2 separate regions of the Homo sapiens genome follow, and region 2 is linked to region 1. Evidence: chromatin loops called from intact Hi-C (ENCODE). Cell type or tissue: gastrocnemius medialis. All regions are shown on one strand. Links, peaks and the distances in the headings refer to the core of each region. The heading gives the core; the rest is flanking DNA. Region 1 overlaps PRKCE (protein kinase C epsilon). Region 2 overlaps PRKCE (protein kinase C epsilon).

Region 1 (5,373 bases), core at 224-5,223:
AGTTTGAGCCATGAAACTAGAGGAATGAGGACTGACCCTGGAGCCCTCCAACACATTGAGACCAGGAGGGTGAGGAGGATCTGCTCCGGTGTCTGAAAATGCAAAGGCCTGACTTCTACTGCCCTGGGTGGGGTCTACTTTGACTTCTCTCCTTCCATACCATCACCACCAAACATGCACCCTCTTCACAGACACATGACTTATAAAAGCCCTGCTTCTGTTAACTTTCTGTATATCTTCTAAAGAGATGGCAAAAAAACCTAAGTCTATCATCCCCCCATCCCCCCGTCCCTGCCAAATATACACTGTGGGGTATGTTTTTGTTTTTGAAATAGGATCTTGCTCTGTTGCCCAGGCTGGAAAGCAGTGGTATGATCATAGCTCACTGCAGCTTCTAACTCCTGGGCTCAAGTGATCTTCCTGCCTCAGCCTCCCAAGTAGCTGGGACTACAGGTGCATGCCACCATGCCTGGCTAATTTTTTTTAACATACTTTGTAGAGATAGGGTCTCGCTACGTTACCCAGGCTGGTCTCGAACTCCTGGCTTCAAGCGATCCTCCTCTCTTGGCCTCCCAAAGCGCTGGGATTATAGGAGCAAGCTACTGGGCCCAGCTGCATACTGTAGTTTTTATTAAATCAGGTGTAACATTGATTTCATGCACCACTGAACTAACTGTCTGCACTTTTTGCAAAGTGAGGTTTGTGTGGTGGGGAAAAAAAAAGTAGGAAAACTGAACTAATGTTTCAAGTTGGCATAATGGCATTTCCTGTTGCTAAGAAACCTATCTGCCTGCTGCTGTTGCTCTAACACAGTTTGGTGTCCCACCCCTCACCGCTAAACACCTTAGCTCCGAAATTCTGTCAAGATACACTGGTGGGGGCTGCAGCAGGGCCCCCCCAAGTCCCAGGCCTGTTGCAGGAAAACCGTGGCTAGTGCCTAAACCTATTGCCCAAGGTGCTCTCTTACTTAGGCTGCAGAGCCACAAGTTCCCCACAAGGTGCAGCTCCTGTTTTAAGGTGAGACACAGAAAAGGGAGTAAGAGGATTAGAACCAAGGCCAGGCAAAGATGACACTGGCATAGCTGTTGTTATGAAGGCTACTAGTTCTACATTCATCCCCGGAGGAAAAAAGTAATGTGGAGTTGGCAAATTTGCTGAAATCTAAACAAAAAGGCAGTCTCATTTCTCAATCCATGTACCCCACCAGGCGAACCCACGTTCAGCAGAACCTTTTCCCGGTTCCCACCACCCAACCTCTCCAACCCCGTCTCCTGCCCTGACTGCAGCTTTCTTGGCCCAGAAAACCTCCACATCAACCAAAATTGTTGGCCCATTCAACTTCTAAGGGAGAAGAGAAAGAAGAGACAGGAAATCTCCATTAGAATTTCCCCCTTCATTCATAAACAGATAAGCAACACACAACAAATCAGAAAACTCACATAAAGGGAGGGGTGGCGATCATTAAATACCAACTGGAAAATTGCTCATGGGTCACAACTATTGAAACTGGGTGGTAGAGGCATGAGGGTCCATTATTCTGCTCTATTTTTGAATATGTTTGAAATTTTCCATAATAAAATAAAAAGAAAAGGAGGAGAAAAAGAAGGGAGGAAATGAGGGAGGGAGGGACGGAGGGAGGGAGGGAGGAAATGGTCAACTTAAGTAGCCCAACCGGACTGTTATCCAAAGGCTAATTCTAGGCTTTCTTGAAGAGCTCAATTGGGGAAGGGAGTCCTCCCCACCAGTCCAACCCAATGCCCTGCTGGGGACACAACACGCCCCGCTTAAGAGACTCCCCGAGCTGCTTCCCTGGTCCTCCTGTGTGGATATAGCAGGTGGTGGTGCTTTTAATGTTTTGTTCAGGATTCACAATGGTAAGGGCTTTGGAAAGAAAGGAGTTGATCACTTCATCCTTTCCTTTCTTCATAAAGATGTTTGCCCTGACTTCAAAGGCTGTCTGTTTACCTTAGATGATTGGAGAGGATTAATGGAACTAATTGTGTTAACAACAGAACAGTCCTGCTGAAGCCTGCAAATTATCCCTGATTCTCTTTGATTGCCTCAAGATTACCTCTCCACCAACAAACATAGTAAACTTGCATACAGCCATGCTGGGCTGTGCCCTCATAGAAAGCTGGGAGTGCAGTCAGCACTACACAGGATGGAACTGCAGCAGCCTGCAGGGTGTGTGACATAAGCCTGCCAACCTCCCTGCAGTGCCAAGGAAAGCCAGTGAGCCAGTGAGCACATCCTGTGAGTGCAATGCCCAGTCCATCTCAGCTGAGCCAGACGCCATATCCTTGCTCCTCCCAGGAGCTGCGAGCCTCTGGGCAGGCCTCTGCGAAAGCTCTGCCAGCACGGAACAGACCCAGTTGTCCAGAGCACATGCCTCTCAGATGCCTCTGTGGCTGCCAGCAGCAAAGCTGGACATGCCCTCAGAGGTGGAACTGGGCCCAGGGAACAACCTGGGAAATCAGCCAGAGGCACAGGTATGGAACACTGGAAGCTCTCTGTCCCAGGCAGATGGAAGCTGCTCTCCTAGGATGCCTACTGGTGGCATTTAAACCAAGAAGTTGGGAGTGCCTGCCACCATGGCCCACTCCTGGCTTCCTTTCTGCTCCCTACCCCCGACTTTCTTGCTGTGGAGTGACTATCTGGAGTGTAACACATCCCCTGGTACCCAATTAGTCAAGTAGAAGAAAATCCACCACTTACTTTCCTTGAAAGTCAAGTCACTCTCTGATTCTTTAATTCATTAATCTGTCAGTGAATGGCAGGTTTCCTGATTTAATGAGATCCAAAAGTTTCAATAGCCTGTCTGCGAAAGTAATTCAACAGCTCAGCTACTAGGGGTGAAATATTTTCCAACCAATTCCAGTTCCTTTTCATCCAGAAAGAGCAGAGGCTCAACGTTACTGCTGATAACTCTCATAGATCCAGGTGTGTCGTTTGAAGTAGCAGGAAGGCTGTGGTCCTCGAGGACAAACTTCTCAAGCCTTAAGAATCCCAGGCCTGGGAATCTATCCCAATATTCAAAGCCCTAGTGGAGTCCATTTCATTCCTTGACAAGTTTCCTGGAGCACACGGCTTGACAGCAAGGAACAACTTCAGTAGGAGCCCAGGCTCCTTGGGGACAGAGTCCATACCTCTTTGTTTCCCCTGGGCCTAGCATGGCACCTGGTCAATTGGGGTGGGAGTGGGGGTTTAACAGGAATTAATGACAAGGCAGTGACTAACAGAACCCAATCAAAAAATGAAATAGATCCATCACTTATCTGTGATTATATTTTGGCCATCCCATACCAATCGTATACCCTACAGTGGGAGAGAAGGGTAATTACTAATGAGAGTTTTGCATAAGGGAATCATTACTGAAATAAAAAGTTAAGAAGCAACTCTCCTTACAGAGACAGAAGGTTAAAAAGCAAGCACTCCTAACTAAGGCAGAAAAGAGAAATCTATAGAAAAGTCTTAGCAATGATGGAACTCACTCAGTGAGTGACACGGATTCGGACGTCTTGCCCCACAGCACCTCCAAAGGCACCCCAACCACCACTTAAATTGCCAAGCTGTTCTTAGTTACCCAGGTGGAAAGTGCAAATCCCATGGCACAAAGCTCTCTATGCCCAGAGTCATTACAGGGCACCCCAGCCCAGGCACAAGGAAGAGAGTGACTGTGCAGACTTGGGGATGGCTGGCAGTTACCCTTGTGTCCACATCCAGCAACAGACACATCTGCAGACAGCCACGACCCTGCAGGCAGGACCTGGGCCACCCCAGAGGGTTTGCACCCCCAGGCGCTGACCTCATCTGCTGGGGTTGCTTGTGGGTACACAATGTGGGCTGCTTTCTCATTTCTCCCAAGAGCCCACAGCACTTTTCTCCCGGGCTGGCTCAAGTTTCATCCTCCGTAAATCGGCTGCTGTTAAAATGCCATGGGGCCTTCCCTAAACTACAAAATACAAAATTACCATTCTCCCTTTTGGAGGTGACAGGAACATTTAGCTTCCCTGTCTCTGTGTGCCTTTGTACACACACAAATTTGATATCTACAAAAACTGATATGTGTGGACATTACACAACCATTTCTGAAAAGGTACACACAAATGACTCAGAAACAGAGTACCCTGGACAGGTGCCAGAACATTCTGCACCCTGCTCTCCCAGGCCCTTCAGCCGAAGCCGGCTACAGGTCCTCCCACGCCCCGCACCTCAGAGCTCCTCAGTCACTAAGCCCCCTCAAGCCCTTCACTGTAAGCTGCTGTGCCCACCCTTCGGTTCCATTCTCGTCCCTGGTGCCAATCCTCAGCCTCTAGCCTGACAGCTCCTAGGTCTTCCCTTACTCTCCTCAGCATGAATCCACCCAGCAGATAGAATCTCAATTAGCTGATCTACAATACAGCTGCCATCGGGACACTTCTTGCCCAAGCCTTCCCTCTGTCCCCAGGGTGACATTCATTTCCACAACACTGCAACCCACTTCTGTACTGTGGCCTGCATTCCAATCATACCTTATTTACCACCACCAGTGCCCAATGCTCAGGCCGGGCTCCCCTGGCCACCATCCTGCCCAAGTCCCCCGACACATGCCAGTCCCCAAATCAGCCTCATGCTGGGCTCCAAATACCTTCTTTCCTAGGGCACATCCTGACTCCTCAATCCTTCCTCCAGCAGTCTCCCTCTGAGACACCCCTTGGGCATTGAGGGTCAACTGGGTTGTCAGGAACTCTCTTCTCACCTGTACTACTAGTCCCCAGGTAGGTTCCACAGGTAGCCCTTCAGAGGTGTGGCCTGCTCTATACCTCCACCCCCACCATCCTCCTGGGCCCAGCAAAGGGTCCTACATTTAGAGGCTGCTCAATTCACATTTGTTGCTTGTGTCCACTCCAGGCTATGGTGGTCTGTCTCTTCCCTTAGAAACTCTAACTTAGGGGAGATAATTACCTCCACTTGTAAATATTCAATGTTGAGTAAAGTAACTCTAGACATAAATAATATTTTTAAATGCTGTCCCTCCTTTCCATCAATCACCAACTTCTAAATATTACAAAAAGGAAGTATGCCCACAGCCTGTGAGATAGGGTACAAGAGGCTTGAAGGGGTGAATTATCCCAGACTAGCCTTGGAAGTCCTGAACCAAGAGCCTCCTCCACCTCCCTACCCCAGGCTTGGCTCCCCTGACCCTTGGGGCTCAAATATGCTGGCTGTGTAATCTCTTGTATAAGGTGATTTGTCGCCAGACCCAAACAAGTTTTCTGGATGTGAGGGAGCTAGAGCTAGAACCTCATAAGATTGCAGTTTGTTGCCATGCTGGGGGGTGGGAAGGGGGTGGGGAGACAGAAGGCCAGGTGTCTTGCCTTGCTTCTGCCACTA
Region 2 (5,373 bases), core at 282-5,281, 60 kb before region 1:
CAGAGAGGAAATGAGAGTCACCTGGAGCCAGAGCTCCCTGGGCTGAGGACAGTCCTGCAAGCACTTCACCATGCATTCTAAGGCCAAGAACAGAAATGGTCCAGCATGTGAAGCAAGCCCAGAGCCCATGGCCCGGACAGGTAAGAGTTCCACCTGCCAGCAAACGTGGGGTCAGTGGCAAGACAGCCCAGGTAGGCCTCTTGAGGAGGAAGAGGAGGAGCAGGAGGCCACACTGACCAGGGAGTTCAGTGGGAAAGATTCACGTTCTGGGGAGGTGTGGGTCTAACATTCTTTACACACCTGATTCTTGGATTTACATTGTCAAAAGAGCCTTCGTTAAAAAGCAACTCCATGGGATTTCTCCGAGGCTCCCTCGTGCACTTAAAATAAGATTTTGCTTTTTAAATTATCCTACACACAACATTTTGGGAAAATAACAAAAATCAAAGCACCCAAAACCCACAAATTTGTGGATTTGTTTTTAACTGTAAGAGAAACCATTTTACACTGCAATATGAAATCATAGGAGTTGCCCTAACCCCCAAAATTCACTTTAGGATGAAGTGTTTGCTTTGGCTAGAGAACTAAATCCTATCTGTTGTCAACAACAGTCAGAGAAATTTGGCTGGGCTACGATTATGCACTGCCCAAATGGCCATCCAGACCAGAGGCAATCAGACAGATATATTAATTCATGTAGATTAACTTTTTTAAATGAAGTGGTCCAGGCTTGTTTTGTATAGGAAGACATGTATCAAAATACACATAGCCACTCTCTCTCTCCAACCCAATTAATAGCAGCAGCTTCCTCCAAGGACACTGGAGAATGGGCTGCGAATATAAATGTCCCAGGCAGAAGGTCTCTGAAAGCCAGGCCTTCTGAAGAGAGCTTTGCTCTGTTCCCTAGGGTCGATAAAAAAAAGGAAGCTTTGTCAGGTCCCTTCCCTCCAGACACACACATCATTTTATTTGGAAGTCACATGGTGTGATTAAATTTAACTGGGTGGAGCAGTGGAAAACCACAGTATTAACAACATAATTCTTTCTGGGGAAAGATTCATTCTGCCAAGTGCAAAAGATAATTCTGAAAGCTCTGAGCCACTAGCTGCTTTCAACATTTGTTTTAAATCCAGAGAGACCAAGTCATAAGAAAGTATACCTCTGCTCACTGTGGCATTGTTTCTAGTAATCAAAATACTGAAAACTACCTGGATTTTCACTTGAGCTCTTGGTAAAACAACAACAACAACAACAAATATATATATATATATATATATATATATATATATATATATATATATATGGATCACATATAACAGATCACACGCAGCTTATACAATCAGACATGTGTCTGTGTCCGTGTGTATATGCACAGGTGCAGACAATTTCCAGAAGGAGACAGAAGTAAGCAGAAGTCACCTCTGGGGAATAGAACTGGTTGGAGAAAGGGTGTCTTTCGCTCTTCATCCCTCTGTGCTGGTTGAAGTTTTTACAACGAGCAAGTATTACTTTCATAAGAAAAACTAGCCATGAAAACATGTTTTAAAAATCACTTTAAGAGCCCACAGGCCAGGAACTCTAAAGAGCTCATTGTTGACTGGCTCAGTCACCAACAAGCTGTAGAGGTGGAAACATTTTGCAGCTGCAAAATTCCTTGCAGTTTACAAGGCATGTGCTGCCTCCCTTTATTCCTATAACATTGTCGTAGGTGTCGAGACAAGACACTTGCTGCCACAGTTACTGCTCCCATTTTACCTCCGTAGAAATGGAGACTTTAGAGATTGGAGGACTTGCCTAAGACCACAAGGATTGCAGAACAGGGAGATCTGGTCTTGAACCCAGGCCTCCTTCCTCACCACCACCCTGTCGTCATACTATGAACCCTGGACAGGTCACTTCTGGTTTTGGTTTACCCAGCAATAAAAGGGAGACTTTATCATAGGCATCCTTTCAACAAGTGAGTCAACAGTAGCATTTCTATTTTATCAAGGAGGAAACTGAACTCAGAGGTTGAGTAACTTGCCCAGTGGCAGAACCTGAACTCAGAACCCTCTCACCCCACCTCCTGGCTGAGATGCCAGGCCTCTCCAGACTTTCCCCTCCACCTGAAACAGTGTTGGTTTCAGGATACAGATGTTCACAACAGTCCTGGTTGTTTGCAAAAACAAGTATTCTAAAAACTGTAACAGGGAGGGAGGGGCTGGATGGCAGTCCACAACGCCACTCACTCTCAAGGCAGTTGCCAAAAACCCAGCTCTGTGCCCCAGAAGGCCTTGGGCAGTCTCAAAGATTCTGAGCGACTCTGCAGTAAGGGAAAAACCTCAGCTCTGCAAAGCATTGACAACGTGGGAAGCAAGCTCCAAGGATTCCCAGGACTTCTCCCCAAAGCCCAAGCCCCTCCCCAGGCAGAGAAAAGGGAGTTTCCCACACACTCTCCTGCCTGTGTGTGACCCATACCCTGTTCCCACAGTGGCTGTGCAGAAAGGATATGCCAGCCCCATTTGTCCTTCCTTCCAGCATGACAGGCGGGGAGGACAACCTCTTCCTAAGGAACTGACTGACATCATATAGGGAGTGTAGCATGGCATGGTAGTTGTGCAGACTCACTCTCCACACAGGCATGATAAAAACTGTAAATGTGTAAGAACTATAGTATACATTTAATGCCTCCCACCCCAAAAAGGCAAAACCCACACAGATGAGCAAGAGGGAGGGACCTGTTAGGCTGGCACATGCGGAGAAGGGTAGCTCTGCCCTGCCTGTGCCCCCAGCACGACGGGGAACTCACCTCTAGGAGCCTTCCAGACTCCGTGGTTGGCTCCCGAAGGCCATTAGACACTGGCCACAGCTGAGCCAGCAGCAGGGGCTATAATGGGCTTCCCTCGGGTCTTCACCCACACTATGGGCCAGCCAAGGGTCATCCCTGCAGGGCGCCTCAGAGTCCTCCCTGGATTGTGCTGCAACACTACCGTTTTCTGACAATGCAAGCTCAGTGACCAGTTAATCTCCACAAAATCCAAATCCATACTTGGCTCTATTCAAGAGCAATCTGTTTAGGGAAGTCCCCAAATGGCAGCATCGATATGCAGTGAACACACAGAATGAATATACAGAATGGCTGGCTGCAGGAATGAGAGTCAGTACCTCAAAGAAGTACTACAATGTGAATTTGAAGATAGAAGGCTTTTTTCCCATTTTTTACCCAACTAAAATTTAAGCCCAGAGTGCCAAGTATTTGAGTAGCGACTGGCCGTCGCCACTCATTGCTGCGGGGAGTGTGGTTTCAGTCCAGCTTTGCCAGATGAACACGTGTCAAGCCTTTGCATTTCCGAAGCAGCGGCCAGCTTTATTAGCTTCCAAGTCCTTTTGCAGGGAGCCTGCTTGCTTGTCCTGCCAGAGGTGATGACAGAAGCCAGAGCTTCCCTGGAATCGGCAGACTCGGAGGTAACACGTGAACATTTAAGAAACGTTGAGTGCAGGCCCAAAGGGGCAAGTGGAATCAGATTCCAGCTCTTAAGGCAGGCTCCTTTCTGTTCCCTGTCTTCTCCGTCTTTCTCTTCCGTTGGTGGATGGGCCTCCAGGGTCAAGGAGTAATTGAGAATAAGCCAATTTTCTGAATAGCTCAGGAAAGAAAAACACTCAAATATCACCATAAAGAAAAGCATCTAGTAGAAAGCTAGTCAACAACTGTTTATTCTGCAGTGATGATTTTCCAAACATCATTTTTCTTTGGAGTAGTTGAACTCATGTCCCCAAGACATCTTTGAATTTGTCAATCCCAGCAATGGAGGAGGACCCAGTACCACAGAATAACTCATCCAATGAGGCTTCAGACTACTATGAGACTGCGGACATCAGAGCAAGGATGTTGCATTAACCCACGTGTGATGCTTGTGTACAAATATTAATAGCAACCCACATGCAGAACTACATGGCTACAAGAGATACGGCAGCTGTCTTGGAGGACAGCATCAAAAGACAACTGACATGAAAACAAAGGTGCTGTAACTTCACAGCTTCTACATGGAGGTATATCACCATGGCATCCTCAACCTGAAACTCGAAACCCAGTCGCCACATATTAGCTATGACATCATGATATCGGAAGGAAAACATGTAGGTAAGACAAGTCACCAAAGCAGAAAAAACAATTATAACACCTTAATTTCATTTCTAAACTTTTAAAATATTAACTCATGCTTAGTTTATGCCTTTCTACAGAAACACCTTTCCCCCCTGGCCAGTCAGACCTGACATATCAGCGCTTTGGAAAGCTCATAAACCCAATGGAAGGCAAGGAAATGTCTCCTTAGGCTACTGTCATGACAACACACAGAGCTCCACATGCTCCAGGGGTCTTCGAGCTACCACTGAGCTTCTAGTTTCTAGCTAACCTGCACAACTACACAGAGCCCTGGATAGCCTTGGGCAGCTAGTTAAAATTCAATCTCGTTCCCTCAATAGTAAAGAGTAAGATTAAGGACACAGAGCCAGAAGGGCTGAGTTTGCAACTTGGCTCTACCTCATATTGTGTGACTTAGGCAAGTCATTCCATCGTGCTGGGTCTTAGTTTCCTCATCTGTAAAAATGGGGATGACTATAGCACCTACCACATAATGATGCTGAGATAATTAAGAGAATAAACATCACATAGTTAAAATCCTTCTTGGGGAATAGTAAGCACTATGTAAGAGTTGGCTTTTATATGATTTAGTGCATATTAAGGACCTATGAAGCACTTTGAATATAAAATATTTTAACTGCAATCACTATATTTATAAATTTCTGACTTGGGTACTTAAATAACATTTAAGTACCATTATATCCAAAAATGGTAATGAGGCCTAGAAATTCCATTTAAAATGTGTCCATCTAAGTGTTTTAAGATGTGTCCACCTGGATTGCAACACTTGTCTCATCCTTTGTTTTCCAGCCTGTAGAAGACTAAATTAGACACAGCATGTTCTATATATGGATTGCCTTAATTTCATGGCTCTGCTTCTCCAGACAGATACTACAGAGCAGGAGAAGGTGGGCTCATTAAGATACCAGCTGCAGGCTCTGAAGGCAAATACACCCTGAAATCTTTTTTTTTTTTTTTTTTTGAGACGGAGTCTCGCTCTGTCGCCCAGGCTGGAGTGCAGTGGCGGGATCTCGGCTCACTGCAAGCTCCGCCTCCCGGGTTCACGCCATTCTCCTGCCTCAGCCTCCCAAGTAGCTGGGACTACAGGCGCCCGCCACTACGCCCAGCTAATTTTTTGTATTTTTAGTAGAGACGGGGTTTCACCGTTTTAGCCCGGATGGTCTCGATCTCCTGACCTCGTGATCCGCCCGCCTCGGCCTCCCAAAGTGCTGGGATTACAGGCGTGAGCC

What was found. Peaks named below come from ENCODE experiments on the same cell type or tissue, not always from the same donor. Only the 100,000 strongest peaks of a DNase experiment are listed, where the experiment ranks them.
Region 2: a loop joins it to region 1, with 2.6 times the contacts of the local background. A loop is called at or near these places in 12 of 110 quality-filtered maps.

The regions. Positions count from the first base shown.
Region 1 is chr2:45,820,843-45,826,215 of GRCh38, reverse strand. The region is part of intron 1 of PRKCE (protein kinase C epsilon); the gene reads right to left. Among named protein-coding and RNA genes, the nearest start is that of PRKCE-AS1, 150 kb to the right of the region's middle. RefSeq lists enhancers at 1,808-2,329, 2,330-2,852 and a silencer at 3,952-4,246. In gastrocnemius medialis, for the core only: a CTCF peak has its summit at 2,204; DNase peaks (open chromatin) are centred at 2,345, 3,722, 4,155 and 4,474; H3K27ac peaks cover 3,699 bases.
Region 2 is chr2:45,880,885-45,886,257 of GRCh38, reverse strand. The region is part of intron 2 of PRKCE (protein kinase C epsilon); the gene reads right to left. Among named protein-coding and RNA genes, the nearest start is that of PRKCE-AS1, 210 kb to the right of the region's middle. In gastrocnemius medialis, for the core only: no CTCF peak of the experiment used is centred there; a DNase peak (open chromatin) is centred at 3,377; H3K4me3 peaks cover 657 bases; H3K27ac peaks cover 2,390 bases.